5 separate regions of the Homo sapiens genome follow, and regions 1, 2, 3 and 4 are each linked to region 5. A link is a loop called in an ENCODE intact Hi-C map of the cell type or tissue named here. Cell type or tissue: PC-9. All regions are shown on one strand. Each heading gives the region's core, and the rest is flanking DNA. Links, peaks and the distances in the headings are about the cores only.

Region 1 (6,544 bases), core at 1,069-6,068, 300 kb after region 5:
TTGTCGCTAGAGAGAACTGACACAAAAGTTATAACGCCAACAATAAGTTGCCCTAAACAGAGCAATTGTATGTTATATGCCATAAGGAATTAAAAGACTAAAATATCTTGATCATGCAAAGCTACTTACTATTAATTCTTTGAATCATCTCTTCTTTAGTACTTATGTCTTGCTCATACTGGAAGACTAAAATAAATAATTATCTTGTGACTTCAATTCATTGTTAAAATATCAAATGATCATACAAAAAGCTACCTATTTTTTCACTTTATACCTACCAAATTCTAGCAAAAGTCTGTCCAAACTGACAAACAGGCTGTCATTCATCTTGGATACTATGTTAAATGAAAAAAAAAATTATAAGATTTTCTGAAGTCGTATGCAAAACAGGATATATTTCGTAACGACCTTTTCAATATAGCATTCTTCACAGGAACATGTGGGCAGAGCCAGAACTGGAAGACGAGAGGCCCCCTTGAGCCCATGGCGACATTCCCAGCCCCTTCCCGGGCCAAGCCCAACGAGCGCTTCAGAAATCGTTGTTGAGTCGGGGCACGACTTGAAGTTTTGGGGATGGGGTGGGAAGCACCCGCATAACCGCTTATGCGTGGGATTGCAACAAGCATCCGGATCTTCCAGGGTTCACGGACACCCAGATTTCTCCACAGGATATGCCCTTTAAAGTAAACGCTCTGAATATGTCCCTTGGTGGCGTGTGTACAACCACGTGTAGCAAAATTCTAACGAAAGCCCTTCCCCAACACCCGGGTAAACCTAGAGAAACAGTGCGATTTCGCATTTACGAATTTACCACGAAGAATAAAAAAATTGGAGGTTTTCACAGAACAGCCAATTCGCATTACGGCATACGCCTGAGGCGGGGTTCCTGTCTACCGTGCCCCTCAGAGCCCAGGAACCACAGCCCGTGCGCCTCCCGCAGTGGGAGTTCGCCGGCCGACTCCCACCCTCACAGCCTCCTGTCCTGGCTTCCCCTCGCCCGAGGCTGCAACACCGCATCCCCCCCATCCCCCGCCGCGCCCTCAGCCTCGGGCCGCACCAACCCAGGGGATAAGGCGACTCCGGTCGCTCTGAGGGGCAGGGCCAGCCAGCCCCCTCCCACCCACGCACACGCTCCCCCTCAGAGCCGCCGGCCCAGAGAAAAACCGCCACATGCAGCTCCCTTCCACACGCACCTAAACAGCTCCTCTGGACCCGAACGCCCACACCCTCCCTCCCTGGGGTCCCAAACTCCACTCAGGACGCCACAGCGGATCCTAACTACAAACGGTCCCCGGAGCCCTGGGCTGGACTCGCTCAGCCCCGCCCCCACGCCCCTGGTACCAGCCCTGAGAGACCCCGCGGAGCACGCCGCGGGAGCCGCAGATCGCGCTGAAGAGCAGCGAGATCGCGCTCTGGACGAGACCTGCGCGGCTGCAACCGCTCCTTCTTCGCGGGTGGAAGCGCGGAATAAGCCCCGTAAAACCACAGAAGTGGGTGCTGGAGTTAGAGGACCCTCAAAGAAGTAGAGACCTGTCAGAGACTCTCCTGTTTTCTTGAAGACAAGTGTTTTTTAAAGCCTATTTATTCCTCTTGTAACAAGTTTTTAAAAATATTTTGGAGTACAACAATAAAATTGATATTAACTTTTAACAAGAGTAAAAAATACTCAATTCAATAATCAAAATTCAATTCTGAATTCAGCATTTTTCAAAACATCTTAAAAAGCAAGCACAACTCAAATACATATTAGTTGAATGGACATTTTGAGACTGACTCATTTGCTCAGTTTCAAATAAAGTACATTTTCTGCCCAAAATGCTGTCTTTAGGTAATTTATGCTCTTAGGCTTTGTCTGCCTATCCAAAGTGAAATAAAGAGTGTAAACAAAATCATTAAGCAGTTCAGTCCTCCAAAGTGCCTCAATCCTTTGTATATTTCTCGTAGAAATGTTTTTAACCGTAAATGATCACAATAATTGTCTCAAGTCACCAAAACCTAAGCTGTTTCACGGAATATTTAAGTGAAAAAGAAGGTTTCAGAAGTTTTTCTTCCTTAAGTGCCTCAGATCAGATATGCATAACCAATTTTATTATAGTGTGCTGTCATATTGCTCACTAGTTGGTATTAATATTCAACAAAACTAACATGTTTTGATAATGTAACAATTTAGCAGATTTATTCTTTTGTGTGTGTGTGAAAAATCTTTTACTTAGTTTTTCCAGCTTTATTGAGGCATAATTGACAAATAAAAATTGTATTTACCACGTACATGATATTTGGACGTATACATACATTGTGAAATGATCACCACGATCAAGTTAATTTGTATAACACATCCATCACCTCATATAATCATTTTTGGGTGTGTGTGGTGAGAACCTTTAAGATCTACTCTCTTAGCAAGTTTCAAGGACACAATACAGTATTATTAACTATAGTCACCATGCTGTACATTAGATCTCCAGAACTTATTCAATCTGCCTAACTGAAACTTCGTACCCTTTGACCAACATATTTCCTCATTCCCACCTCCTCCCTCCCCCAGCCACTGGCAACCACCATTCTACTCTCTGCTTCTATGGGCTCAGCTTTTTCAGATTCCACCTACAAGTGAAGTCATATAGTATTTGTCTTTCTGTGCCTGACTTACTTCAATTAGCATAATGTCCCACAGGCTCATCCATCATCCATGTGGTCACAAATGACAAGATTCCTTCTCTGTTAAAGCTGAATAAAAGTCCGTGTGTGTGTGTGTGTGTGTGTTTATCCATTCATTGACAAATGAATGGATAGGTTGAGTATATATCTTGGCTATTGTGAATAATGTTGCAGTGAACATGAGAGCACAGACATCTGTTCCACAAAGTGATTTTATATTCTTTGGATATGTATTCAAAAGTGGGATTGCTGGGTCTTATGATAGTTCTATTTTTAAATTTTGAGAAGTCTCTTCACTGTTTCCCTAATGGCGGTACCCATTTGCATTCCCGCAAAGAGTGTACAACTTTTCCTTTTTTCCATATCCTTGTCAACACTTGTTGCCTTTTTTATCATAGTCATTCTAACAGGTGTGACGTATCCTATTGTGGTTTTGATTTGCATTTCGCTATGATTATTGACGTTCAGCATTTCTTTATATATCTGTTGGCGATTTGCACATCTTCTTTTGAGCAATGTCTATTCAGGTCCTTTGCCCATTTTTAATCAGATTGTTTGTTTTCTTGCTTAGTTGAGTTCCTTATTTAGATATTAACCCAAATTTACTCTTATTACATTTGTTTATATTTATTAACTACTTCTTTTTAGGAAAACATAGGAAAGCAAATATAAAGTGTAAATCTATTTTGTCTTACTGGCACTACATTGCTATGACTGTCAAGAAAATTTAGTAGGTAAAAAGTTAGTCTACTTCAATTTAACACTAGATTTTCTTATGAAAATTTGTAGAAATCTAGAAACACCACCTTACTGAGATCTGAAAATCAATTTATTTGCATTTAAATTCACATCTATACATATCCTAATTACCCTCATAAAAATATACCTAAGTTCTACCAACACCACTACCATCTATCTTATTCCATTCCAAAATTTTCTTCTGGAAAAGCAATGAAGATGCTCCATCTACTGGAGAGTTTTAAATAAATTTTATTTCCCTCTCTCCCTATTCCCTCTCACTCCAGTGAATTACAGTGCTCCATTTGAAAAATTATAGAACTTTGACTCAGATAAACATTTATCTTAACAAATCATTTTCTGGGAAAGTACTCCCACAAGATAAAATTTTCCTTATCTATTATTGACACCTTTGCCTCTTGATCCATAATCAACAATCTGAAGAAATCCATTACTTAAACCTGCTGCTCATTCTAATTGCACGGTATTCCTTTTCTTCCTTTTATTGCTTAATTTATCTAATAGGAAGCTTGTGTTTCCTACCTACAATTCCTCTCCACTCATTTCCTAATTGACCTTTTCAATTTAACTACTATCTCCATCACATTTAACTACTTTCTCAGGTAATCAAGACAACATTTTAATTCCAAATCTTATGGTCTTTTCTCAGTCTTATCCTCCTCCCTTCCTTTTTTTCTTACTCTCTTCCATACTTGGTTCCATTTAAACTCTCTGCAATCCTGACTTCCAAGACACTACTCTCTTCTGGTTCTCCCACCTCTCCTATCTGCCCCTCAGATTTCATCTTCTATTTCTTTCCCCCTCACCATCACCATGGACTCTAACCAAGATTTTTTTCCTTAACTCTACCCTTTTCTTTTTTGGGGGTCATGCATCCATAGTAACTTCAATTATCACACCTGTGCTTATGAGTCCCAAATCTTTACTTCCAGTCCTATCCTATTATCAGGGAGTTATCCAAATATTTATCTTTATATGCTTTCCATCAATCTTGATTTAACCTGATCTAAATCCAAAGTCATCTCCCATAAATAATTATTCACAAAGTCTTGCTGATTTTTTCTTTGATATTTTCTTTGTATGCATCCAGTCAACTCTATAAACAATCTTTGCAGTCAGGCAGATATGGATTTAACTTCTGGATCTGTCATTTGTTAAGTCAAAACTTTGGGCAAGTTTCTAATCCAAGCTTTCGTTTCCTCACATATAAAGTGGAAATTGTAATAACTCCAACATCATGGAATAGTTATGAAGATTAAATAAAATAATTTCTATAAAGCCCCTAATATAATGCCCAGCACATAGTATATAGAAAATATAGAAGACATTGGAATGAAACTTCTTCAAATTCCAGCTATCAAACATATGATCCTACTTAAATCTTCATTAATCTATCCTCCTTCTGTTCTGTTACAATAGTGGAACTCTCTCTCCTCTTACCTAAAGCCAATTCCTCCACCTGTATTTGAGTACCATCTCCTCTTACCTCCTCAGAAGCGTTAAAATATCAAATATGCCTTTTCTCTTATGTGTATTCAATCTCTTCCATTTAATTGGATCCCTCTCATCAGCTTTAAACATGGTCAAGTCTATACCAGAAAATGAAAGAGAGAGAATCTTCCCTAGACATTAAAGGTTTTATGAGTCAACATCATATTTCTCTCACAGCCAACCTGATTTCTAAACAGTTGTCTAAACTCACAGTCTCCCTCCTCTTTTCTTACTCCAATCTGCCTTCCAATGCCATTATGCCATAAAATTTGTTCTAAGATGACAATGACCTCATGACACTGAATCCAATGAACATGTTTCAGTCATTAACTGACCTGACCTCTGCATTATCACTTTTCCTTCTTAAAACACCGCAGTAGCTGCATGATTTTTCTCCCATCTCTCATAATTTTCTCTATCTTCTCTTTCAGCCTCCTCTCCTTCCACTCAGCCATTAAATGTTGTAAATCTCAGATTCAGTCCTAGGCCTTTTTTCATCTGTACTCCATGTGCATGGTTTCTAATGCAACCACTATACAGGTGACTCACAATGTGTATCTCTAGCCTAGACCTCTAGTATCAATCCAAGTCAGTAATTGCAAACAACAGAAATTAATTCTGGCTGATTTAAGCAAAGGTGAAATTTGTTTGAAGAATACTGGGACCAGGCATGGTGGCTCACACCTGTAATCCCAGGACTTTGGGAGGTCAGGGCACAAGGATTGCTTGAGCCCAGGAGTTCAAGACCAGCCTGGGAAACACAGAGAAAACCCATCTCTATAAATAAATAAATGAATAAATAAATAAATAAATAAATAAATAAATAAATAGGTGCACACCTGTAGTCCTAACTACTTGGGAGGCTGGGGCGGGAAGATCACTTGAGCCCAGGAATTCAAGGCTGTGGCGAGCTATGATCGCACCACTGCACTCCAGCTTAGGCAACAGAATAAGATCCTGCCTCTAAAAAATAATAATAAAGTAAAAAATTTTAAAAATGTTACTGTGTAACACAAAACTCCCCAGAATAGCTAGAGAACCAGACTCATGTGCTATACAGCAAGAAGCAAAAACCAAACTCATACCACAGATTTGGTAGTCGAGACACCATCACTACAACCAAGCACTGAGGACTGCAGCTCACATCACTATCATGAGCACTACCACAACTGCCCTACAAACTCTATCTTACTTTAACTGTCACCTATTAACAGATAGGATTCTTTCTAGGGCACACTTGCTGGTGTCACTCATTCCAATTCAAAATCTTGGGTAGATATATTTCATTAAAGAAGCCTATGACACATAAATCTCTTCTTCCTCCCAGACTGTTAGGGTAAAATACTTTCCAAACATAAGAATTGGATTTAAATGCTGGGCAGTCAAAAGGAAAAGCAACTGTTCATGACACCTATCCTGAGTTCCAGACCCACGTATCTAATTGCTGACGTGATAAGCTATCTTAGTCCATCCTGCACTATAACAAAACACCACTACCTAGATAATTCATAAATAATAGAAATTTATTTCTCACAGTTTTTGAGGTCAGTAAGTCCAACACTGAGGCACTGGCAGATTCAGTGTCTGGTAAGGGCACACTCTTTGCTTCCAAAATGGTGTCTTGTTGCTGTCCTCC
Region 2 (6,537 bases), core at 1-5,000, 680 kb before region 5:
TAGCTCTTAACCTAACAACCTGACCATGTTTATCCATTTTTATTGTTTAGAAGTTTATTTACTGATACTTGGTGGAGGTTGTGTGAATTAGTTAAATTTTAAATGTTTAAGACTTCTATTAACAGCTGCAAAATATGAAAGTAAGTGCACTCACTTTTCCTGTAGTAGTCTGTCTTTTGAATTCACAGCAGTTGTATCCTTGAGTTACTTTGTTAATGTATTTTTCTCAGTACATTTAACCACTGGGAAATGAACCCTTGTACGAATGTGTTTCTTCTTCTCTGTAGGAATAAAAAATAAATATAAAAATTTTATTTGTATTGCACACATTTGGGGGGTTATTAGTGTTCATTAAAATTCTGAGTTGCCCAAAGAATCCTCAATTGAGTAATTGTATAATCGGGGTAGAGTAGGGAGGGGTGTCATGTGTCTGATTACTAGGACTATATCTTCTGGTCCACTTGGGGCCATTTTTACAATCATTTTTTTCATATGTCCTGTTCTAGCAGAAAAGTATATATGCAAAAGAAGAAATTACAATTACAAGGCCTCACGGGCAAATAATTTCCACAATACTTAATATGTATCTGCATTTTTAATTTGCTTTGGTAAAAATAAGACTAGAACAACTTATAGCCACTGTAGTTGCTAATTTTACTAAATAATTTGTTAAAACGTGGTCATAAGAAATTTAAAAATCAACCCTTGTCTTTGTTAAGTTTTGACTTAGGCCCTTGTAGCACATCACAATCCTTATCACTACAGTGTATGGTACTTTTGCTAACCAGTCCTGAAGAGGTAATTTAAAAGTCAAAATACAGGTTGAATATCTCATATTCAAAAATGCTTGAGACCAGAAGTGTTTCGAATTTCGGGTATTTTCAGATTTTGGAATATTTGCATTATACTTACAGTTCAGTATCCGTAATCCTAAAATCTGAAATCTTAAATTCTCAAAGAGGATTTTCTTTGAGCGTCATATTGGTGCTGAAAAAGCTTTGAGTTTTGGAGCACTTTGGATTTTTGGATTTTCAGACCAGGGATACTAAATCTGTGTTTTCTTGATTAATTTGGGTCAGTTAGTTGATAAATTTAATAACTACCTTGTTATATATTTGTCTAAAACTATTAGTTTGCGAGACTATTGCACATTGAAGCCATCTGGAGAGATTTAAAAAAATAATGCCTGGGCCCCACACCCAGAGATTCATGTTGAATTGGTCTGTGTTTGAGCACAGGGATTTTTTTTTTTTTTTCTTTTTTTTTTTTTGAGACAGTGTCTCGCTCTGTCACCCAGGCTGAAAGTGCAGTGATGCGATCTCGGCTCACTGCAACCTCCACCTCCTGGGTTCAAGTGATTCTCATGCCTCAGCCTCCCAAGCAGCTGGGATTATAGGTGCCCGCCATGACACCCAGCTAATTTTTGTATTTGTAGTAGAAATGGGGTTTCACCCTGTTGGTCAGGCTGGTCTTGCACTCCTGACCTCAAGTGATCTGCTCACCTCAGCCTCCCAAAGTACTGGGATTAGAGGCATGGGCCACCACACCCAGCTGAGCACAGGGGTTTTTTAAAATCTCCAGGTGATTCTAATGTTTGAGAACCACTGATCTAAACTCCTCCTATTTCAGATCTTAATTTTTCCAAGAGACAAGTACTAGGCAAATGATTTTCTTTCTTCTCACTGAAATTTTGATTCTGCTTTAATTATAAGGAGGTGTTTTTCTAGACTTAATCAAAATGTAGATGATTGTATCAAGCCCCTCATCACAATAACAGAGATAACTTTGACAGTTATATACATTGATTTTTTTAATGTTTCTTTTAAAGTACCTCATCCTAAAAATGTCTTCCATAGCCCATGTATCAATATATTTGGTTAATACACAAATTATTTATGTAACCTAACATAATATATGATGTAATACTCAAGGACTTTTGTAATTTTAAGACAAAATTCTTTTTACTTTAAAAATAACTGTACTAAGTTACTGTTTAGCTTACATATACACTAAGAATTAACTTATTTACCTTTGATTTACAAGAAATAAAATTAAGGCAAAAAGTAAGTTTTTAGTAATTAGTTTTCAGGAAGAAGTCTGGCCTTTAATGTTCTGACAAGCCTATTCCACACTTGCTGGTTGGTTCCCCCAGCAGATCTCCACTCAGCCTTGCTACTTGGCAGTTCTTGACCAGCTTATGTCTGTGCTTCTCCTTTGGGAAGATATCCCTGTGTACTCCAACATCCAATAAGACACAGCTTTACCCTCTGATAGCCACTTTCTAGAAGGAATCCAATGTATTTTCATCAGCTCTTCAATTGTCTTGTTTCTCACAGGGTATGCACTTTAAGGTTCAGGGCCTGGAGTTTATTCAACTTTGTCACTGTAACATCTGCTCCAGTGTCAGGCTCCAAAGTGCCCAATGTTAATGAAGCTAGTGCAGTGATCCTGGAGAGGGCAGGACCTGCAGGGCTGCAGTGACTATCATGGCCAGAAGAGGACAGTAGAGGGGTGCTGAACTGAGATAAGGGCTTCTCCAGAAGTCCTGTGGCAGAACCCATTCAACAGGGAACATTCAAAAGCTGGGAGGTTACAGGTGGCTCAGAGATGGCCAAGGACTTGAATAGTAAATTCAGATTTTACTATCACCTCTCCAGGAGGGTGGTAGGTTTCAGGGATCTGATGAGTGCCTAATATGGGTCTGGTGTTTTATAACTCCTGTTAGTTTTATCAGTGGTATTTTACAACTGGGGAGACTGAGGAGTGGAGGTTAGATAACATGTAAGAAGCAGAGCTTAGCTGGCATGGTGGCTCACACCTGTAGGGAGCTGAAGGCCTGTGGGATGTGACCAACTCAGCATTCCGCTGGAGGCTATATGACCAAACAGCAAACTGTTTATCATGAACGCAGGATGTGAGCAAACTCACACTGCCTTGCCACCAAAAGGTTTGCTGAGGGCCTCACTCCCTGGCACTGGGTTCCTTGAAGTTACCTATTGAGAAATCTAGTGCCTATTGTTCTAAGAATGCAGTCTTACAAGCCTGCTGTGAATCAAGCTGCTGGCGGACAATCACCCCCGACCCCCCACACACCTCACTATCTCTTTTGCTTAATAAATACAGAGGGCTGTGTAAAGTTCAGGGCACTTGTCCACTAGAGGCAAGGTGCCCCCTGACCCCTTCTTCCAAATATACTCTCTTGTCTTTGTCTTTTATTCCCGCGTTCGCCCCGCTTTGTTTAGTCCAATAGGTCCATGGCACACACATATAATCCCAGCACTTTAGGAGGCTGAGGCAGGAGGATTGCTTGAGCTCAGGAGGTCAAGACCAGCCTGGTCAACATGGCATAACCTCGTCTCCAAAATACACACACACACACACACACACACACACACACACACACTGCAGCCAGGCACAGTGGCACGTGCCTGTAGTCCCTGCTACTTGGGAGACTGAGGTGAGAGGATTGCTTGAGACTGGGAGGCAGAGGTTGCAGTCCAACCTGGGCAACAGGGTGAGAGGCCCTGTCTCAAAAAAAAAAAAAAAAAAAAGAGAGAAAAGCAAGTAATCCTGGCTGCTATGGTCTGAGAGTTTGTGTCTCCTCCAAAATTCCTATGTTGAAACAATCTCCAGTGTGTATTAGGTGTGGCCTTTGGGAGGTGATTAGGTCTTGGGATTCGTGCCCTTATCAAAGAGGCCCCAAAGTGCTGCCTTACCCCTTAAATGATTTGAGGACACAATGAGGAAGCACCATTCTATGAACCAGAAAGTGGGCCCTCAGCAGAAGCCAAACCTGCCAGTGCCTTGATCTTGGACTTCCCAGCCTCCAGAACTGTGATAAATAAATTCGTGTTATTTATAAGCTACCCAGTGTACAGAATGTTATGGTAGCCCGAACGAACTAAGACAGTGCCTGGCTCCATTGCTATAGCAAGTTCTGCATAAACAGCCTCTGCTTATTCTCATTTGGGTGGTCTTTTTATTTACACACTGCCAGTCTCTACTTGTCATAGATTATCCATCAGACCTCAAAATATATGAAAAAGGAAATATGATATTAGTAATTCAGTGAAACTTTCTCTAAGAGTCTATTTAAATTTGTTGCAACACAAAGATTCCATCGGGTTTCAGATAAAAACAGAAGATTAATTCATGTGAAGACAGTGCCCTTGACACTTACAGATGATTTAGCTCTCAAAATTTTGCTTGATCTATAGTTGGAAGGAATGGTCTGGCCTAGCAAAGGAAATACAAATAGAAGCAAGGCCCACAAAGGATCCTTTATGCATTCGTACATCATAAGTATCACCAGGCTCATCATGATCACCAGGCAGGACCATCAAAATGACTTTGCAGCTAAGAGGGTTTACCCACAAAGTTCTTCATTGGCCACTGAAACGTTATTTCTTCTGTCAAGCAATGCCCCAGAACACAGGTTTTCCCAAATACTGGAATGTTTTTAATCTTATCACTATCCCTCTTTTTACATTTATTTTAAGACAGGGTCTCACTCTGTCATCCAGGCTGGAGTGCAGTGGCACAATCATGGCTAACTGCAGGCTCGACCTCCCAGGCTCAAGCAATTCTCCCATCTCAACCTTCCGAGTAGCTGAGGCAGAGGCACTACCATACCCTGCTAACTTTAAAATTATTTTTGTAGAGACAGGGTCTCATTATGTTGCTCAGGCTGGTCTCGAACACTTGGTCTCAAGCAATCCTCCTGCCTCAGCCTCCCAAAGTGCTGGGATTATAACCATGAGTCACTGCATGCAGCTCTTTTTACTTTTATCCCATTTTACTTTCTACATCCTACCTTCAAAATTGCTTATCTAGTGATTATGCTCTTTAAAATTAAGCCTTGATAAGCACAAATAGATTTGTACACTTGCCAGATGACAGTATTCTTGTTTCATCACTCCATCTCTCTTCTAAACTCTGTTCTCTTTCCTTCTCCCAAGCTCCCTCTACCCCCACATCCCATCTTCCCAGATGATTCTGTCACTGGGACCTCTGGGCTGTACCTGTGCAAGGACTCACCTTCAATTCTCACCACTGCCCTAATCTGGAGAGTTCTGTGGCTATGTCTAACATGACATTATTGTGGGGATTGAGGATGAAGCTGATACGCCTCTGGAGAGACTGGACTGCTTGCTCATGAGTCAAGCATGTTAGATATGATGTGTTAACATCTCAGAAGCCCCCGCAGCCATCACTAGATTTTTCTGAGAAGGTAACAGTTGCTATTTTTAATGCTAAACTCAGTTCAGGAAGAAAATGTAAAATTATATTCAACTTCTGTTTAAGAAGACTAAAAAATGTGTAAAAGAGTTTAAAAAGCCTTCTCTGGAAAAATGTTTAAAATAAACTTTTTAAAAAAATTATAAAGAAGATTTAGTTATCTAGAAAATTCTCTTAGGTGAAAGGCAGAATTGGATAACACTACAAGAGTATTCAACCCCAAATAAGTATCAATGTTCAATTGAATGTTTGTGGCATAATTGGGGATAACTAAGTCACTTAGTTGACACGTTTTTTCTTCTTTTGATGTTACCAGCTATATAGTAAAATAGCAGGAAGTCCCATGTTACCAAAGCTCTAAGCTGTTGCTTACTAAGAAGGTCCATTGGTGATTCCTGTTCCACAAGCAAACGCAGCCCTTCAAGACTCCCTCGTAGCCATGTACTGACATGCTGCATTTTTTCATCTCTTTCACGCAGCTTGTCTGTTAGATTGTTTATGTCTTGCAAGGTCTCTTCACCATTGTCCACCAAGATCTAAAGAAATGGCATTTTAGGCTGTGTCAATATAAATTGCTACAACATAAATAAATACACATTCTAAGTGGATCATGTCCAAAAAAAAATATTATATATGCATAATTGGTATCAGTCATAAAAATAAGTGCTTGTGTACACAGCCAATTCACAAAGTTCTGTACATAATCTTGGAAAAATGGATTATGAAGTGAGAAGAATAATGGAATGCTCACTGAACTCAAATTTTTAAGTGGATAATGGTAGCCATGGTGGTGGCAGCATAAAAAGCTAGTTTCACCCTCAGAGAAGCACAGAGCTGAAGAGATTCAGCCTAACAGAAGGAACTTTGGAATCAGGCAGGATCTGGGTTGTAAATTCCCATACGTTCATGAACTGTTTGGTCTTGGACAAGTTACATAAACCCTCTGGGCCTCCGCAGCTCCATGTGAAAAAGACATTTTAACGCTTTCCTAGTCCAGTGTTTTAATACTTAAATGAGGATTATGTGTAAACTTTAAATACTTAGAAAGTGGCAGAGCCAGGATTTTGACCCCAGCCTATCTGACTCTGAAGTGGGGAGGGTGCAGATGTTGCACTGGTAAAACATGAAGAGGTAAGGAGTCCAGAACTGACAACTTTGTCCTGAACCAAAATGTGTTCATTTGGGGCATGCAAAAAACAGTCTTTCCCACCTTATCTGAGTGGTAGAGTGGGAAGACAGTTTCCCAAAGAATTAAGATTTCATAGTGATATTTGGTAAAAAAAAAAAAAAAAAAAGACA
Region 3 (6,544 bases), core at 516-5,515, 1.2 Mb before region 5:
GAATTCCATGTGGGGTTTGGTTTTAAAAGGGGGCTCTACCAGGTGCCTATGAATAGTGGATTGGATAAAGAAAATGTGGCACATATACACCATGGAATACAACTCAGCCATAACAAAGAATGATATCATATCCTTTGCAGCAACATAAATGCAGCTGGAGGCCATTATTCTAAGTGAATTAACACAGAAACAGAAAACCAAATACCACACGTTCCCACTTCTAAGAGAGAGCTAAACATTGGGTAGACATAGACACAAAGATGCGAACAATAAACACTGAGGATTCCAAAAAGCAGGGAGGGAGGAAGGGGAACACGTGTTGAAAACCTGCCCATTGGGTACTATGTTCACTACTTGTGTGTCAAGAACATTAGAAGCCCAAACCTCAGCATCATTCAGTAGACCCATGTAACGAACCTATACAAATACTTCCTAAATCAACAAATTTTAAATAAAAAGGTGTTCTACTTATTTTAAAAATTTATCTGACATAGGTCATTGTGCCAAAAACAACTACAATGTTTCAGTTAAACTATTATATAATCTGACTCTTGAAATGACAGTTAAGACTTCCTAAGATCCAAGGGAGGAAGTAATGGTTGGCAGCTGTGCAGAATGAAGGCTAATGAAATGAGGTGGCCCCACATTGAAGCCAGCAGCAACAGGACTTGGGAAAGCAATTCCTCAGTGGGGGTAGCCTTCCCTGAATGTGTCTTTGAAGTCACGTAGAGGAATTTGTTAATGATGCTCGTGCATTTTCTGCTATGTTTTCTCTATTTCTCTTGTAAGGTGACCATTTTGACTGTTTCAGGTCAATCTTGTGCCTTAAAATCAACTGGACTCAGGAACTGGCCAGAATCACTTACGAAAATATCTAAGTTTGGAATTGTCCTATTTTCTCCCCCAAATGCAAGTTCATTGTTTTGTGAATTACAACCTAAGGTCTATCTGTGCTAGGAGGTTTTGCTTTAATAGTAGAAACTGTAAATTATATACACTACAAATGTTCTCATATTTTCTGTCTTCTCATTATGGAAGACATTATGCCAATTACTCAAGGATCTAGAACCAGAAATACCATTTGATCCAGCAATCTCATTACTGGGCATATACCCAAAGGAGTATGAATCATTCTACTATAAAGACATATGTTTATTGCAGCATTATTTACAATAGCAAACACATGGAACCAACCCAAATGCCCATTAATGATAGACTGGATAAAGGAAGTGTGGTACATATACATCATGGAATACTATGCAGCCATAAAAAGGAATGAGATCATGTTCTTTGCAGGGACATGGATGAAGCTGGAAGCCATCATCTTCAGCAAACTAACACAGGAACAGAAAGCCAAACACCGCATGTTCTCACCATAAGTGGGAGCTGAACATTGAGAACACATGGACAGAGTGGGAAACAACACACACCAGGGCCTTTTGAGGAGTAGGGGGTGAGGGGAGGGAACGTAGAGGACAGGTCAATAGGTGCAGCAAACCACCGTGGCACACGTATACCTATGTAACAAACCTGCACGTTCTGCACATGTATCATGGTTTTTTTGTTTTAGAAGAAATAAAGAAAAAAAAGTTCTCATATTTAAGATAGGTCAATAGAAGAAACTATCTTTAGAATACAATTTATTTTTCTGAATTATCTGCTACTAGCTAAGTTTTATAAAGGGCCCATTAGAGAAGCATCTTTGTTGGTTGGTTGTTTTGATGCTGTATTCCTTTATTTCCCCCCAAAAAAGGGCATACATAATAATATTTTATATTTATATCTTGATTTACAGTGTGTAAAATGTCACATCGGTTTGTCATAACAACCCTGCAAAATATGTATTATAATGTCTATTTTAAAGATGAATAAAGTGAGATGCTGTGAGGTTGAGTGACCTGGTCACAAAGGTAGAGAGCACTAGAGGTCATACTCGTCCTAATATCTAAATCATTAGTATAGGCCGGGGGCGGTGGCTCATGCCTGTAATCCCAGCACTTTGGGAAGCTGAGACAGGCAGATCACCTGAGGTCAGGAGTTCAAGACCAGCCTGGCCAACATGGCAAAAACCCATCTCTACCAAAAAATACAAAAATTAGCCAGACGTGGTGGCGGGCACCCATAATCACAGTCACTCGGGAAGCTGAAGCATGAGAGCCACTTGAAGCAGGGAGGCAGAGGCTACAGAGAGCCGAAATCGCGCCACTGCATTATAGCCTGGGTGACAGAGTGAACTCTGTCTCAAAATAATAATAATAAATTAATTAATTAAAATAAATAAATCACTAGTATATGTCATATATCCAGGACCTAGTATCATTTACCTGCATTCTTTAAAAAGTACTGATGTGTTAAAAGACAATGAGTAGATAACTGTTCTTAATGCTAGACCTCAGTCTTACCCCACTTACTATTGTCTTGCAATGAAATTAAAATATTTAAAAATTTTAAAAGAATGTTTCCATGCAGAAAGGAGACAAAATCATTCCTCAAAACTTGAGAAAGTTCCAGGCAAAGGGAAATGATTAATTTCTCTTAAAGCAGATCAGGTCTTTCATCTTGGCAAATTACTCTGAATTAGAAGTCTTCCCTAGATTGTAGATCAAACTTAACAAGGCTCGCTGAACTAAGAAAAGGCATATTTGACTGCATGGTGAGAAAAGTAAAAAATAAAAGACAAAGGCTCCTGCGAAAAATCTCCCTGCAAATGCCTGTAATACACACAGTGAACAAGCCAAGCTTTGCTAACACATGTGCCCAGCCTGATCATTGGCGCCTGATGAAGTGGCATATTATAAGCGAGGATTGAGAATATAATTTTTAAACAAATAATCACTTAACTGAATGCACCATTACTTAGAATATACACTTCCTATCAAAGAAGAAAGAGCATTTAGTCACACATGAGGAGCACCAATGCTGGAAGGGAATAGAGTCTAGCAGAGCATAACATTGCAATCCTGGGGGCAAATTGGAGCCATAAATCTGGATGAGTCACTGAGGGCCTGAATTCCTACAGCTATCACAGATGAGGGTAAAGAGGAGAATAAACAGCAGAGAAAACAGATGACAAAGGGTGAGACTGGGCAGCTGGACAAAAGGCTGCACACGTTGTTAGGACCCCGGGAAGCCACAGGAGGGCAGCAGAAGCAAGTGGCACAGACGTAAGTTACAGAGCGTCCTTTCAGGAAGGGTGCATTTTAAAACATATCAATCTGTCACAGAATCTAGACTTCAAACCGCTGGAAGTTAGTGGAGTATTTCTTAATGGCTCTTATGCCATTAAACTGAACCCAAAACAATGTTTATATGCAATCTAAAGATTCAAAGGATTAGGTAGGAGAAGTGAGTCTGGTGAAGGGATTTTCTGAGCAGGGAAGACAGAAGGTGCATTCTTCCTTTCATTATTTTCTCATTGTCTGCCATCATGGGTAGAGTATTCATGGACCAGTAACTAAGAATTCAGGACAGAGGCTGTGGCCTTTCTTAGAAGTAGTGGCAAGCAGGCAGCTAAAGATATGCTAACAACCTCAATCAGAATGTAGAATGAATGAAAAGTGTATCTGAGGAAATTGACAATTGATTGACGAGACTCCTTAATTGCTCATTAAAATTATACCTGGGGAGCTACAATGAGGGTCCCTCCAGAAAGGACCCTCTTAGCCACTTCTTGTGCTCCCATGAGTTTTTAATAATTGTATGAATAAAAGAGCATAGATTTTTGCTTAATCACATTTCTTTTCAAAAAGGAAAGTGAGAATCTATTACTGAAAAAGAAAATACCATTCCAGCATGCCATCTAAGTAGTGCCCAAAACAGACCTGTCATTATGTTAAGAGCTAATTTTGACCTATGGATGAACTTCTTTACTTCAATTTAAGGATAGAAAGCTCAACTTTTAAGGATATGGGTGAATCTGCCCTATAATGTTGGGACAGTGAGTAGGAAAATACTTATTTTGTTCAGGGAATGTATTCTTTTCACCCTTTCCCCTTGAGGCTTGAATTTGCTTTTTCATCTTTATAAAAATCTGATAAATTATCAAAATAAAATAGGCATTAACCAAGAATTCCCTTTCTAGGAAATGATTCCAAAAATTAATCAGATGCAAAAAGTGATGTATGTTCAAGGATGTTTTGAGGAATGGATGTCCTATTTACGTTTGAGAAAATGGAAAATAACCTCACATTTTTATAATAATAATAACAATAACAAATCTTTATTGAATATTAACTTTGTACCAGATCCTACTAAGCCCTCTTACTTGTTTCTCACAACAAGCCTAGCAGGTAGGTGTTATTACTATACCCATTTTGGAGATGAGAAAGCCATGCCTCCAAAAGGTTAAGCAACTTGCTGAAGGTCACACATCTAATACAAATTGGAGTGGGGATTTTGGTTCCAGAACCCATAGATTTAACATCTATATTATATATCTTCTTTTTATATAACAGAATGATTAAATATATTTGGGTACATCCTCATAATAGGATATTTTCCAAAATTAAACATCGTGATTTTTGAAAAATAGTAATGCAAAATGAAAAACAATATAATGTTAAGTGAATAAATCAGGATACAAAATAGTAGGTGCAGTATGATTTCAATTGCGTAAGATTCAAAAGAAAAATACATGTGAACATGTTCAAAGTGAACATGTTTCTGGATGGTATATTGAAATTCTTGTCTTTTCATCTTTTCGTATTTTCTAGTTCTTTATATGAGCATACTTTGCTTCTATAATTATGAAGTTATTGTGTAGCAGATGCACAGTGAAGAGAACTTTTGCATTTTTATTCTGTAAGAAAATTTGACATAATGAATGCTGTAGTTTGGATATGGTTTGTTTGTCCCCACCAAATCTCTTGTTTGAATTTGATCCTCAATGTTGGAGGTGGGGCACAATGGAAGGTGTTTGGGTCAGGGGGTGAATCCCTCATGAACAGATTAATGCCCTCCCTCTGGGGCGAGTGAGTTCTCACTCTATTAGTTTCCATGACAGCTGGTTGTTGAAAAGAGCCTGGCACCTCACCTCTCTCTCTCTTGCTTCCTTTCTCTGCAAACCTGTGATCTCTGCACAAGTCAGTTTCCCTTCACCTTCCACCATGAGTAGAAACAGCCTGAGGCCTTCACCAGATGCAGATGCCCAATCTCAAACTTTTTCAGCCATCAGGACTGTGAGCCAAATAGTCCCTTTTTATTTACAAATTACCCATCCTCGGATATTCCTGCACAGCAATACAAAATGGACCAAGACAATGAACTTGACAGTTGCTTAGGAATTTGTAGGCAAATTTGCATGAGTCCAAACATTTGGTGGGAGGTGAGGAACAAGAATCTGACTCCTATCAGTAATTCATAGCTACTGAAACTTGTTGGGGAGAATTATGGTGGCTTAACTAAGTAGCAGTAAAATGTGATTGAGGCCCGTAAATAAAATCACCATGAGGGTGGAAAAGAGCTGGGGTTAGCGGTTGACCCCTGCAATTGTGAACCTTCCCATAGAGACAGTATGTCCCAGTTAGGATGCCTTTGCCTATGAATGACACAATACCCAGCTAAAATTGGCATAGGTAATAAGTATATTACTTTCCATGAGAAGCTCAGAGGCACAGTGGTTCCAGATTTGGTTCAGCAAACTAATATGCGCAATGAAGCCAGATCCTTCCAGTCTTTTCTCTCACCATTCTCAGCATGTTGACAACCTCTCCCCTCATTGTCTCATAATGGTGGCAGTAGTTCCAGGCATCACTTGGAGATTTGACCACATTCAATGTGTATGGAAAGTTGTTTTTCCTCCCATGCATTTCTTCTTACTAAGAAAAACCTTTTCCTGAAGCCCCTGATATATTTCCCATTGTTCTCTATCAGGTAGGATTATATACTAGCAAGAGAGTAGGAAAGGGGAATGGCTTTTGGGTAGGCAACATCCATTATCTGCACAAGTTGTTCTGGGTGATGCAGGGAATAGTAGAACTTCACCTGGTCCTTCAGGTGAAGGAGCTGTGTATTCAAGCATTGTAAATTGGGAGCCCCAGACAGATTTGACATGGAGCACCTTGGATGCATGTAGCAATGACTGGGAATGGGAATCAGGGACCAACCTCCTGAATGAGATAAAGGTCAATCATCCTGAGACTTCCGGGTATTACAGGAGAGAAGGCGCTGGTGGGATTCAAGTGATTTAATGGGCACATTTAAAGGAAATGTGGGATGGGCGTGGTGGCTCATGCCTGTAATCCCAGCACTTTGAGAGGCCAAGGTGGGTGGATTGCTTGAGCTCAGGAGTTCGAGACCAGCCTGGACAATATGGTGAAACCCCATCTCTAGAAAAAATACAAAAATTAGCCAGGTGGAGTGGTGCATAACTGTTGTCTCAGCTACTCGAGAGGCAGAGGTGGGAGGATCGCTTGAACCTGGGAGGCAGAGGTTGCAGTGAGCCAAGATCACTCCACTGCACTCCAGCGGGCAATAGAAGGAAACCTTGAAAAGAAAAAAGAAAAGAAAAGAAAAGAAAAAAAGAAAAGAGAAAAGAAAAGAAAAA
Region 4 (6,544 bases), core at 465-5,464, 380 kb after region 5:
ATATCTGTTTACCAGTATGTATAGTTCTTATCTATTTACCAATATTTGTAGTATATTAAATATTACTATAATTTCTGGGAAAACCTGATAATCAAATATGTAGGAACTCCCTAATTGCAAATTTTGTCACTCTAGTCTTTTCAGGTTAAAGGATCACTTTTTTCTCTCTTTCACATTATACAATGTTAGGAGAGCCCCCTGCTGTCCAAAGTAAAATTCTAATTTCAGAAAATTTAAATAAATGGAGCACAATGCCTGCCCTCTCCTCACCCAGTTTATCCTCTTAGTATCACTGCTCTTGGAACTAATAGGGGAAGATTTAAGATTAGAGAGAATTAGAAAAAAGCTGTGAAAAACAGGCTTTGACTTGGGAGGGAAAAAAAAGTCAGACTCCTAGTTAGATAGATCTCAGATGCCCAATCACCCCAACACACACACACACACACACACACACACACACACACACACACAGACACACACGCTTCAGCCTCTACCCAACATTTCTAACCCTTCACTTCTCATTTGCATTTTGCAATGCTCCACTGTCTGAGATCCGTTAGGTTGAAATGAACCAGAAACTCAGGGGATGAGAGCCCAGCAATCTGTGTTTTAATAAGCCCACCAGAGGATTCTGATGCATGCCAAAGTTTGAGAAACACTAATTTACAACATTACCTCTTCTGATGAAATGAGAGATTTCATTTCAGAGGCACACAATCTAAATGTTCATAAGTGACTCAAGGAGTTTGTTACAAATCCAGATAGATTTGCAGGCCCCACCTCACCCTCAGATATTTTGATTCAGTAAGTCTACAGTAGGATCCAGAAATCTGTATTGAACAAGCACCACCGGTGATTCCAATGCAAGTTAATGGAAGGACCATACTTCCTAAGTCACTAATATAGTGAGTGGGGTGGGTAATTCTAGAGCATGGAGCACATTAGGAATATGTTAGACTTGAGTGGGAAACCACAAGGTGGGAAGCATTAAAGATAGCATGGGAGTCCTGGTTCCTTGGGAGAAGGGTGCAGAAAAGGAAGCTGGCACTGGCCAAATATAAATTGTTCTTGTTTTAAAATATTTTGCCTGGGTTTTGTTCTGCTTCATAAAAACAAAAGACCCTACTTCCTTCTCATCTCTATTACTGCATGGCTCCTTTCTACAGGCCCCAGAAATCAGGCTACAGTTATTGTGAAAGTCATTATGGTTTAATTGAACTTTTGTTGACTAGTCAGAGAAACTAACCATCATATATGATCATTTTTATGGGAATGTGTTCCTATAGAACAAATATTTAAAAGAAACTTTTGGAACATAACCCTTTTATAAGTTGGGAATTGGCTGATTTTATTTAATTTTTCATAATTTTGTCTTGAACTTATGGATATGCCAAATAGTGAGTAGGGAAGAGTTTTACCGTGAGTGGCTGCCAAATTAAAGTTTAATTTGATTTAAACTTTAGAATATGTAATCACTGATATATATAACCCTAAGTCTTACTGAGTATATAGTAGTCTTTTTATTGCTTGCTGTCCCACAATATACAATAAATGGCAGCTGCATACATTAATGTACAGAGTATGCATTATATATCTATATCAATACTGAATACATCACACATGCACAATGTATTATATAACTGTCTCATATGCATATATTACAGGTACTTTATATAATATAGAATGCATATGTATAACCAATTTAGGAACAAGCAGTATCATGAGATGTTACGTGGCAGTACACTCTGTTTTTAAGAGTTTGGCCCTGAAGAGATTAGAAATATATGAACATTGAGTCCAATTATTCACACAACTATTCAAAACAGTATTTTGGGGAAAAACATATGTTCAAAACCTCTCCTCAAAGAATATCCCAAAACTTCAGTGCTAAATGAAACCACGATCAAATGCTAGATTCTGAACAGCAAATATGGTCTGTGGATTCCAAAGTGGATCAGATAAGAGTGGACCAAGCTAAAGCCACTCCCTCACCTGCCCTGCAAAAAACAATTTAAAGCAACTTTATCTCCAAAGGGGGAAAAAATCATATTATTCTAAAACAGCAACCCAAAATGATTAGCCTGAAATACTTCCTCTATGTGCCCCATGTAGAACTCTGATTTTTTACCTCCTCTTATAAACCTGCTTCCCACAATACTTCCAAGGAAGCAGATAAGAAAAGAGCCCTCCACTAACTAGGCTGAGCTTTCTCTGTTTAGGGAGAAGGTGGGTGTTGCTCAATAGGAAGAAACCCTATATTCCTGATTTACCTGGCCAACCCAACCCATCCTCCCCTGGGGATGTTTCTGGCAACCCCTTTCTTCTTGGACTGCATCCAGCTAATACCCCATGTGAGAAACAACTGCCACTTTACGCTGATCACACTCCTTAGCATTCCCAACTTAAGTTCTGTTATGAGTGTTAAGGGTCCCCAGGTGGATATTTTACCATGGAATCTGCATTTTTTTCCCTTGGTCTTTTGAAACATCCATAAACACCTAATAACTTTTCTTACCAGAAATACTGCAGCAATTGTTTAAAAAAAAAAAAAAGCCAGCAACCTCTAATGCAATTTAGCGCTTTGGGACATCCCTCTTCTGCCTCCATTGCACCCTTCCAAATACAGCCCTTCAACAGCTAAGGCTATGCCAAAAGTTTGTCGGGCCAACCAAACAAAACAAAAACTCAGGGCATTTAGGTAGTAAATACCATATTTCTCAAGAACACTCCCAGGAAAGCCTTGATAACTTTCAGCAAAAGCAAAAGCACTCCCTTGTAAGATGAAAATGAATAGTGATTCAGAGATGAAGTAGATCTTTTCATTCCAAAAGTAGATGTAACTGGGAATTAAAAGCCCTCTAAGGCCAAGGAGGGTAAAGCCCAAGAACTCAGCTTTTCAGCACAAGCAAAAGATGACCATCTCCACTGCCTCCAAGTGGCGGTTAGTTCTTGCTGCAGAGCACCAGCACCACCTCGTGTGCAAAAGCGTTTTCTTTTGTTTCCTCGAGAACCACTAGAAGCCTACAGTCTCTGCATTCTGAATCACAGTCTTTACCAGATTTTCAGAAGAGGCTGCAGGCAGAGAAAGCCCAAAAAGACTGTTCCTGCCTCTGGCCAGAAGGTGAAATCTTGGGAATTATCTGTAAGCACTATGTCCAGTATAGTCTTTAGCACGTTGTAACTATTTGTTTACTCACTTGACACCCCACTGACCCTGAACTCACAGAAAGAAGAGACTTTCTTCTATCTTTTTATTCCCAGAGTATCCCAGCCCTTGGCACAGAGTTGGCACATGGTAGAGATTTAACAAATACCTGATATATGAAAAGGATTCAGTAGAATTTTTAGGTGGGAAAACAAATTAGATCTAACATCAATACCAAACATCTTCCTCCAAATAGCTCTGCAGATTACATTGTAAAATTTACCTTTAGAATTTGATCAAATACAAGAAATGAAACCAACTTTGAGACACAAAAGTGCATTGATGTGTCTGGAAATTTCAATGAAAAATTAAGTGATTTCTAATTGACTTGCCTGAAGGATGAATTATGAAAGCGAGCATTTCTGAAAATAGGTAACAAAGCCCTAATACTCAAACTTGCCAGAATTATCCTACAAATTCTCATACACCTAAATACATGTCATATATTAGTACAGCTTTAGAAATAATTTGGGCAATCTTATGATAATAAAACAATCTAAGAGCACTTATAACTACTCAGCTTCTTTCTAGGAGTCCTATGTAATGCTCTAACATTCAGAAAGTAAGTAAAACTGAATTATTAAAAGCCACCCAATGTGGAGTTTTGCCTGATACAACAAAAAAATTACAGCCAATTCACGCACACCCTTCATCTGTCAAGAACCACAGCAGTGAATTCAGCAAGCCAAGAAAACTTTAATAAAATTACACAGGCCTCAGCATCCAAGAGCAGTCTCTCCATCCAAAACTTACAAATTCCAAGGCCAGAGAACAGTGTGACTAATCCTAACGAAAATAAAAACCAGCTGCCTGAAGCACTGTAATAAGTATATATAAAAATTTAAGAACAATGTGATTTAAGTAGGGATAGAACAAGGCACAGAACATAATAGTAAAGAGAGGTCAGTCTGAGAATAACTCCAACCTACTTCTGACTCTCAAAGTTCTGCTTTAACAACAGTTCAGAGAAAACGCTCTCTGATGTAGTGATTTCTGACCAAAAAATTTTCAAAGGTAACAATCATTCCTATTGGGATTCAATAATAAAAATCATGTAGGTGCCATCATTATAAAGCCCTGAATACTGAAACAGCTACACCAAAGTCCTGGGGGAAAAGTGAATATATTTCATCATGGATGAAAATCACAGTTTTCATCTGTTTAACACACTCTTTAGTCCATAAAGTATATGAGATTTTTATGGTGGCCCTCTGTGCTTCTAACATAATTATGATTTTCCTTTTTAAAGGTGCCAATTAAATCTTAGAAAATAGGTGTCATTTTAGAGTTTCAAGAGGAAGAAAATAAAAAGGAAATATTAAGTCTTAGAAAACAGTTGTGTCTGAAAACTTAATTTTTTTGTAATGGGCGTTTATACAGTTCACACTGAGACTTTTTATACATTCACAATGAGATATCACAGTGAAAAAAGGCAGTACTAAGATACCTGGTAATACCAGCAATGCCAACCTAAAATAAATACTCAGAGTTCCAACAACAACTGTGGGGAAACTTTGTGTCTATTTTCTTTTAATATTTGCAAATTGAGGGCACACTAGAAATGCTAAGGTGCTACGTGGACATTTGTGTTTGTTAATTGTCAGAGCAGCCCCAAGAATTACAGTGAAATAACTAACCCCCTCCTTTCTCAGATGAGGAGGGCAGGATACAGGGAATTCAGAATACCTTATTAGGATCACACCAGGCACGACTGAAACTGGCAGGTGGAGAGCCTGCGTTTCAGTCAAGTTGAGGGTCTTTCATGTAGCTGGCACTCTGCTAGGCACTGTGATATGAAAACAGAATGCCACAATCCCTGCCCACAAGCCTTGGAATCTAATCGGGAAGAAAAGATACGCTTATTAAACATGTATGAGCCAGGGGGCATGATACACACTTACAAAGCACTTCCAATCTCTTGTGTCTCTGAAGGTACAGCTGCACTTCGTCACCACCATCAGAATTAAATGGGACTGATTGTCCAGATGAAACAGCACAACTGAAAGTTGAGGCATTTACATGGTTCCTGATTAAACCCGCTGAAGAGCAAAGAAATTCCTTCAGCACTCAATGGGTTTCAGGGAATAAGGATATTCTCTAACTCCATGGTTCCTAAATGTGTGTACATAAGGAACCATAAGGGTTCTATTAATGTCTACTAAGAGATTGCTGTAGGCTAGGCCTGTGTTAAGCTCATTACATATATTACCTCATTTAATCCTCATTACAAACAAGAAACTGAGAGTTAACTTGCCCAAAGTCACTGCTAGGAAATGGTGGCAACAGGACTAGAAGACAAGCCTTAGACCCCAGACCCCATGTTCACAGTGCAGTGGGTCTCCACCCTGGCTGTACATTGTACATTTGTATCACCTAGGGAGCTTAAAAAAAAAAAAACTTGGCTGGGTATGGTGGCTCATGCCTGTAATCCCAACAGTTTAAGAGGCCAAGGTGGGAGAATCGCTTTAGCCAGGAGTTCGAGACCAGTCTAGGCAACAAAGTAAGACTGCCCCCAACCCCCATCTCTAAAAAAAATAGAAAAAATTAGCTGGGTGTGGTGGCATACACCTGTAGTCCCAGCTACTCAGGAGGCTGAGGTGGGAAGACTGCTTGAGCCCAGAAGGTTGAAGCTGCAGTGAGCCATGATCGTGCCACTGCAATCCAACCTGGGCGAGACAGCAAGACTCTGTCTCAAAAAAAAAAAAAAAAGTGCCAATTTCTACACCAAACCCAAAGAATCAGAATCTCTGGGAATAAAGCCAGAGTACTGGCTATTGTTTTTAAGTACTTCCCCGGGGACTTCCAATGTGCAGCCAGCTCTGAAACCACAGCTATTTCATGCACTCAGAGACTCTGAAATAGGGTCTGGCTAATTAAACAATCAGCCCAGGTGATTCTAATACACGGGGTCCATAGTCACAGTCTGAGAAAAACTCATCTAGGGCAGTGGCTCGCAAACTCTAGCATGCATCAAAATTACCCGGAAGGCTTACTGAACCAGTTTGCTGGGCCAACCTCCAGAATTCCTGATTCAGGATGTAAAGGGTAGGGCCTAAAATATGCATTTCTAATAAATCCCCAGGTGATCTTGATGATGCTGGTACCGGGAGACCACACTTTGAGAATCACTTTGATTTTCTGAAAAATCACAGAGGGAAAAGACAGGTAGATAAATGATTATTTGAGTATCTATGTAGGTATCTCTATTACACATTTATAGGAATTTGTTTATTCTTTCTCTTTTTTTTTTTTTTTTTTTTTGAGACAGAGTTTTGTTCTGGTCACCCAGGCTGAAGTACAATGGCTCAATCTTGGCTCACTGCGACCTCCACCTCCTGG
Region 5 (6,544 bases), core at 625-5,624:
CATAACAAAATTTACCATTTTAACTATTTTTAAATATACAATTCAATGGCCTTAAGTATAATCAAATTGTTGTGCAAATGTGATCCAAATTTGCAAACATTTTTTCATTATCTCAAACTGAAACTCTGTACCCATTAAACAATAACTCCCTATCATCTTCCCCTGGCCCTGGTAACCACTATTCTACTTTCTTTCTCTATGAATGTGAGTATTCCAGGTACCTCACATATATGAAATCATATAATATTTGTCCTTTGATGTCTAGCTTATTTCATTTAGCATAATATCCTCGAGGTTCATTCATGTCGTAGCATGTTTTGGAATTTCATTGCTTTTTTAAGGCTGAATAATATTCCTATATATGTATATTCTACATTTTGTTTATCCATTCATCTGTCAATAGAAATTTCAGTTGTTTCCACCTTTTAATGAATAATACTATGAATATTGGTGAATATTTGTGTGACAGAAAGATAAATATTGTATACTCTTAGTCATATGTGGCAGCCAGAAAAGTAAGCTCATAAAAGTAGAGAGTAGAATTATGGTTCTTAGAGGCTGGGGAGAGTAGGGGCAAGAGAATGACAGAGAGAGGTTGGTTAACAGACACAAAATTACAGCTAGATAGGAGGAATAAATTATCGTGCTCTATAGTACTATAAGAACTATATTCTGAATATGGTTAATAATAATGTATTAATTATTCAAAAAACTAAAAGAGAGGATTTTGAATATTCCCCACACAAAAAATGATAAATGTTTGAGGTGATGGATATATTAATTACCCTGATTTGATCATTGCACATTGCATACATGTATTGAAATATTATTCTGTATCCCATAAATATGTACAATTACTACATGTCAGCTAAAAAGGAAAAATATTTGTGTAAGTTCCTGCTTTCAGTTCTTTTGGGTATAGATCCAGAAGTGTAATTACTGGATTATATTATAATTCTATGCTTAACTTTTTAAAGAACTGCTATGTTGTATTTCACAGTGGCTGTATCATTTTACAGCCCCATGAACAACACATAAGGGTTTCAATTTCTCTACATTACTAGCCACACTTGTTATTTTCTAGTTTTTGATAGTAACCATCCTAATGGATGTAAGATGGTATCTCATTATGGTTTTGATTTGCATTTTCCTAATAATTAGTGATGTTGAGCATCTTTTCATGTGTTTATTGCCCATTTCTACATCTGCTTTGAAGAAATGCTGTATCAAGCCCTTTGCCTATATTTGAGCTGTTTTATGTGTGTGCTGTTGTTGTTGTTGTTTTGCTATTGTGAAGTTATAAGAATTCTTTATATATTTTGAATATTAATCCATTATCAGATATATGATTTGCAAATATTTTCTTCCATTTGCTGGTTACATTTTTACTCTGTTTGATAGCTTACCACTTTAGTTCCCTTTTTCTTCATTCAGTATTCACTTTTGGAGATGTAAATTTTTTTGTCTGTTTTACAGAATTCTCACAAACTTGATTCTGAGAGTTTTTGCTTCAGTTTTTGATTTTTCTGTGGAGAGACATGCTCTGGGAGCTACCTACTCTACCATTTTTGCTGACATTACTCTAGCTGCCTTTTTCTGTAAATAAAGTTTTATAGGAACACATTTTTGCCCACTCATTGTTATACTGTCCATGGCTGCTGTGTTAGGTATCTCCTGACATGGATCCCTCTCCCTTAATATTCACGTCCTTATGCAATTCTCCTGTTTCAATGGGGGCTGGATCTAGTCACTTGCTTCTAACAAATACAATAGAGCAAAAGTGATGGGAAACTGGATATGGTTGCATGCATCTGTAGTCCCAGCTACTGAGGAGGCTGAGGTGGGAGGATTTCTTGAGTCAGGTAGTTCAAGGCTATAGTGCACTATGATAACACCACTGAATAGCCACTACACTTCAGCCTGGGAAACATAACAAGACCCCATCTCGGGGAAAAAAATGATGGGGTGTCATTTCTGTGGTTCAATTTGAAAAGACTGTGACCTCCTCTTGCTATTATTCTCTCACTCTCGCCTTCTCAGCTTGCAAGCATGGATGCAGCAAGCTGCCATGTGTGCAAGGCCCACAGGCAAGGAACTGAAAGTGGCCTCTACTAACAAGGAATCAAGGCTCTCACTCAAACACTCTATGAATCCAATCAACAACCACATAAGTGAGCTTCAAATCAGATCTTTTCCCAGTTGAGCCTTCTTAAGAGACCATACGGCTGGCCTACACCTTGATTATAGCCTTGTGAGAGACCATGAAGCAGAGAACCCTGCTAGTTTATGCCAGGATTTTGAACCACAGAAACTGAGATAATAAATGTGTGCTATTTTATGCCACCAAACTTTGGGTAAATTGTTACAAGGTATAGACAACTGATACAGCTGTTTTTGCATGACAACACTAGAGTTGATTATTGTTACAGGGACCATATGATTCATAAAGAATAATATATTTACTATCTGGCTTTTTACAGAAAAAGTTCTGTGTGAGAATGCAAGCAAGGAGGCTGGCAGGTATAGTCTTCCATGACTCAGAAAGGAGGGAAGAACCAGCTCCACGAGCACTAGTAACTAGATGAGCTACATGAGCACTAGACAATTACTGCCCTCTGATGTCCTGATGTACATCAAATGTCTATTTTGAACTCAAACTGCTTTCTTGGTATGACATCAGAACTTCTTCTTAAGTGTATAAAAGTTGAAGGCTCAGGAGAGCCAGTGATATATGTGTTCTCCCACACCACTCACAATCTGGTCCCCTTTATTTCCTGGAAAGTCCTGCAAAGGCTTTGGAATGAGACTACTTCAGTGATTCTGATGAGGAGTAAGACTTGGAAATTACCACTTTAAACTTCCCCAGAAAATCTCTTTTACAGAATTAATGTGCTTAACATACTGGTTCACAGAATAAGTGCTTCTTAAAGCAAAAGGGAATTTACCCTCTATCTGGGCCAAATGTGTCATTTTCTAGGTGAGAAAAATGAGGCTCGGAGAGCTTAAAAGGCTTTCTAAAGGCCACAGAGCCCCAGGTTTAAAGGAAAAGTGAAAGCAGATTCATTAATTCTCACCCCAGGGCATTTAAAAACTATTATTTAATTCAGTCTTTGAGCAAATTATCACAAGATCTGATTCAATTAAATGTGAATTTATATGATTTTACTGCATTAAGAATCATCTGATCTGCATGTTGGTTGAACAATTTACGTCAAGAAAAGTCTTTTATTACTTAATTTGCATTTTCTACCGAAGGCACCCATAAATAAGTCAGCATCGCCCTCTACTGGATGATTTGTATTTGTTACTCATTCGTTGCATCCAACATGATTTATGTAGAATTTTGGATATTTTTTCTTAATTTCAATGAAAGGTACATGAAAACCAGGACATTCCAGCTGTTTGGATATTCCCCTATGCCTATTAATCTGGTTGGATAACATTTTCCTCTTCCAAAAGAGGCCTTGATTTTCTAGTTTTGAGAATTATAAGTTTAAACAATGAATTCCAACATGTTAACAAAGAAGGAAAAGACAGAGTCAGAGAAACCAAGAGATGCAGATAGAGATGAGGAAAAGCTAGAGAGAGAGATATTAGAAGAGAGGGACAATTCTGGTCAGAGTGAAAGCAGACTGTTTTTCTACTTTGGCAGCTTCAAAAATAAACTCAAATAAATGCTTTCTTTGTGGCATCACTAGCTGCAGTTTTTATAATGCATATGCTAGTTCTAGCTCATGGAATAAACTTTTTATCTTCTTGAGACCACATTTAAGCTGTGAGCTGGGTTGACTACAATGATCGGTTCTTCTGCCTGTGAAAATGGTATGCTCCTATCAAAGCAGATTAAATTGTGGTTGGTTGGGAGTCAGCCAGCAAACTGTTAATAGCATTAAAACTGACTGAATTGCGGCTTAAATTTCGACATATAAGGTAAGAAAAAATAAACAGTAATAAAAAGATACCACTGCACACTTAGCTCTCACATTACAAAAAAAGAAGAATAACAAGTATAAATTAAATCATGTGATGTAAATTACTATAACAAGAACATCTAGTCGCAGTTGCAACAAGGCAAATGCAAATGCAAATGAGTGAGTCATCATTTCTGGGTTAAGCATCTGCAACCCAGACTCTTCAGCCCCGACCTCTATCATCTAGCCCAGAAACAGCTTCAGATCCTGGAAAGAATATGGGCTTTGGCATAGACACACCTGCATTCAAATTGCAGCTCTGCCACTGTGTGGCCTTGAGAAAAGCCTTGCTTTCCTTATCTGTAAGGTGGAGGTAATTGTATATAATTCATACAGTTTGGGAGAAATTAAATGAAATAAAGCATAGAAATCACTTAATACAGTATCTGCCATATATGGCTACTACACAACTCCAGGTGACACACACAGGCCATCATTTCCAAGCAACACATCCAAAACTCTCTCTCTCTCTACCTCTTCGTCCCTAATTACTACCCCCACTATTCACATGGTTGTCCAAGCCATAAGTTTGAGCACCACCCCAGATTCCATGTTCCTGCTCACCTCCATATATGCTTGCAAAACTTCTACTCTGTCTTCAAGACAGTTCAGGTGTCACCTCTCCTGGGAAGAATCTGGATTTCTTTGCCCCTCACAGACTAAGTTCTTGTTCTACTCCCATGTTCCCAAGCGCCCCATATATATGTCTATTAGACAGCTAGTTATACCATATTGTTGTGACTTGTTTCTCTTTCCCACTGGGCTGTAAGTACTTTTAGAACAGAGAATTATATATGATTCAAAGTTTTATCCCTAAGTTATATCAATGTACCTGCCACATGAAAATGCTGGAAAACATTTGTAGTATAAATGAATCAATGACCACATAAACGTGTTGGAGTTTCTTTTGTTTTATTTTAGCTATATGTATGTATTTGTTATTTATTTTTTAGAGACAGGGTCTTGCTGTGTCGCTGGGCTGGAGTGCAGTGGCCTCATCATAATTCACTGCAGCCTGGATCTCCTAGGCTCAAGCCATTCTCCCAGGTCAGCCTTCCCAGTAGCTGGGACTATAGGAGTATGTTACTACCCCCTGCTAATTATGTAAATTATATTTTTTGTAGCAACAGGATCTCATTACATTGCCCAGGCTGGTCTCAAACTCCTGGCCTCCAATCCTCCTACTTCGGCTTCTCAAAGCACTGGCATTACAGGCGTGTGTCATGGTGCCTGGCTTGGAGTTTCTTAAATGTTCATCTCATCCCTTTCCTCTATAGATTCTGAACCAATTGAACAACAGTCAGGAGTGATGTGAAGAATGCTACATGGGCTAGGTGAGATGGCTCACACCTGTAATCCCAGCACTTTGGGAGGTTGAGGTGGGAGGATCACTTGAGGTCAGGAGTTCGAGACCAGCCTGGCCAACATGGTGAAACCCCGCCTCTACTAAAAATACAAAAATTAGCTGGGCTTGGTGGCAGGCACCTGTAATCCCACCTACTCGGGAGGCTGAGGCACAAGAATCACTTGAACCTAGGAGGAGGCGGTTGCAGTCAGCTGGGAGCACACCACTGCACTCCAGCCTGGGTGATAGAGCAAGACTCCGTCTCAAAAAAAAAAAAAAAAAAAAAGAATGCTACATGGACCGGACCTTCAGGCAAGACCAGGCTTCCTATTCCTTCCCCCAGGTTTAGATTTCTTGACCCTGTAAATCAGCTAAGATTTGCTCAACAGCCGCATTCCCACTGGGGAAACAGCTACCTGCCCCATACCTACCAGCACGGAGTGAAAAACAAGCCTGCCTCTGGAAGCTTGTCATTGGACCTTGATCCAGCTGTGATTACCCCATAGAATCAGGAACAGAGGAAAAAAGATGCCCTTTGCAGGCAGGGCAGTTCTGAAAATGAGAATGCTTACATCAGTGCGGGTTGCTCCCTGCACAGGGTGCCAGCCAAGGAGCAGGTGGGGATTGAAATCCAGTCCACATTTCACTAGCCAAGCTATACTCACTGGTTTGAATCCATGTTACATAAAGATACCATCCGTCCATCAAGCCTTGTGGACAGAGGGCTGTGTCCACCCAGAGGGAGCACTTTTGTGTCATCTGTACAAAAGCTCCATGTGAACTCATGGGGTTCTTTTCCCCAAATCTCACCAATCAAATGAATCTTTTCTACTCCCTTGTAGAGGAACATCATAGATGGAAGTAAGGCCAGAACTTCCCTTCCGAATACTTGCAAAAGAACCTAAGTTTTATTTTTATGAGCTAGGAAAGGAAGGGAAGAGTTCTACCTAAGACAGATAAGCAGGGAGAAGAGAATTGGCGTTAATTGAACACATACTGTATGCCGGGCATTGGAGAGCATGTGATATGGATAAGCCATTTCATATTATTTGACCAAGTGTGTTAAGATTGATACTTCAGATGAGCGTCTTGAAGATTACATTAAAGAAGACCACACATCCAAAAGTGATGACACTTGAATCCAAAGTCCATCATCTACTACCACTCTGTGGTACTTTGTACTCTTTCAACAAAAAGTCCTACTGGCAGTGACTATTCTTTAAGATTT

Evidence for each region. Peaks named below come from ENCODE experiments on the same cell type or tissue, not always from the same donor. Only the 100,000 strongest peaks of a DNase experiment are listed, where the experiment ranks them.
Region 1: it touches region 5 in a loop (6-fold over the local background); 8 of 110 quality-filtered maps call a loop at or near these places.
Region 2: it touches region 5 in a loop (5-fold over the local background); 26 of 110 quality-filtered maps call a loop at or near these places.
Region 3: it touches region 5 in a loop (9-fold over the local background); 3 of 110 quality-filtered maps call a loop at or near these places.
Region 4: a loop joins it to region 5, with 5 times the contacts of the local background. A loop is called at or near these places in 53 of 110 quality-filtered maps.

The regions. Positions count from the first base shown.
Region 1 is chr14:60,484,752-60,491,295 of GRCh38, forward strand. C14orf39 (chromosome 14 open reading frame 39) reads right to left here and starts at 1,312. Exons shown (of 18, transcript NM_174978.3): 1 at 1,194-1,312; 2 at 279-335; 3 at 130-186. The coding sequence starts at 327. In PC-9, for the core only: CTCF peaks have their summits at 3,613 (motif pointing left) and 3,816; no DNase peak of the experiment used is centred there.
Region 2 is chr14:59,505,035-59,511,571 of GRCh38, forward strand. It overlaps JKAMP (JNK1/MAPK8 associated membrane protein), which reads left to right. Exons shown (of 7, transcript NM_016475.5): 7 at 1-376. CCDC175 (coiled-coil domain containing 175) reads right to left here. Exons shown (of 20, transcript NM_001164399.2): 19 at 5,612-5,774; 20 at 33-281. The coding sequence ends at 205. It also overlaps a transcript of L3HYPDH not described here. Among named protein-coding and RNA genes, the nearest start is that of JKAMP, 24 kb to the left of the region's middle. In PC-9, for the core only: a CTCF peak has its summit at 2,509 (motif pointing right); no DNase peak of the experiment used is centred there.
Region 3 is chr14:59,025,628-59,032,171 of GRCh38, forward strand. No RefSeq gene overlaps it. Among named protein-coding and RNA genes, the nearest start is that of DAAM1, 160 kb to the right of the region's middle. RefSeq lists a silencer at 3,105-3,154. In PC-9, for the core only: CTCF peaks have their summits at 3,137 (motif pointing right) and 3,339; a DNase peak (open chromatin) is centred at 3,004.
Region 4 is chr14:60,559,374-60,565,917 of GRCh38, forward strand. No RefSeq gene overlaps it. Among named protein-coding and RNA genes, the nearest start is that of SIX6, 54 kb to the left of the region's middle. In PC-9, for the core only: a CTCF peak has its summit at 2,935 (motif pointing left); a DNase peak (open chromatin) is centred at 2,978.
Region 5 is chr14:60,181,244-60,187,787 of GRCh38, forward strand. No RefSeq gene overlaps it. Among named protein-coding and RNA genes, the nearest start is that of DHRS7, 19 kb to the left of the region's middle. In PC-9, for the core only: CTCF peaks have their summits at 3,262 (motif pointing left) and 3,462; a DNase peak (open chromatin) is centred at 3,288; H3K4me3 peaks cover 679 bases; H3K27ac peaks cover 383 bases.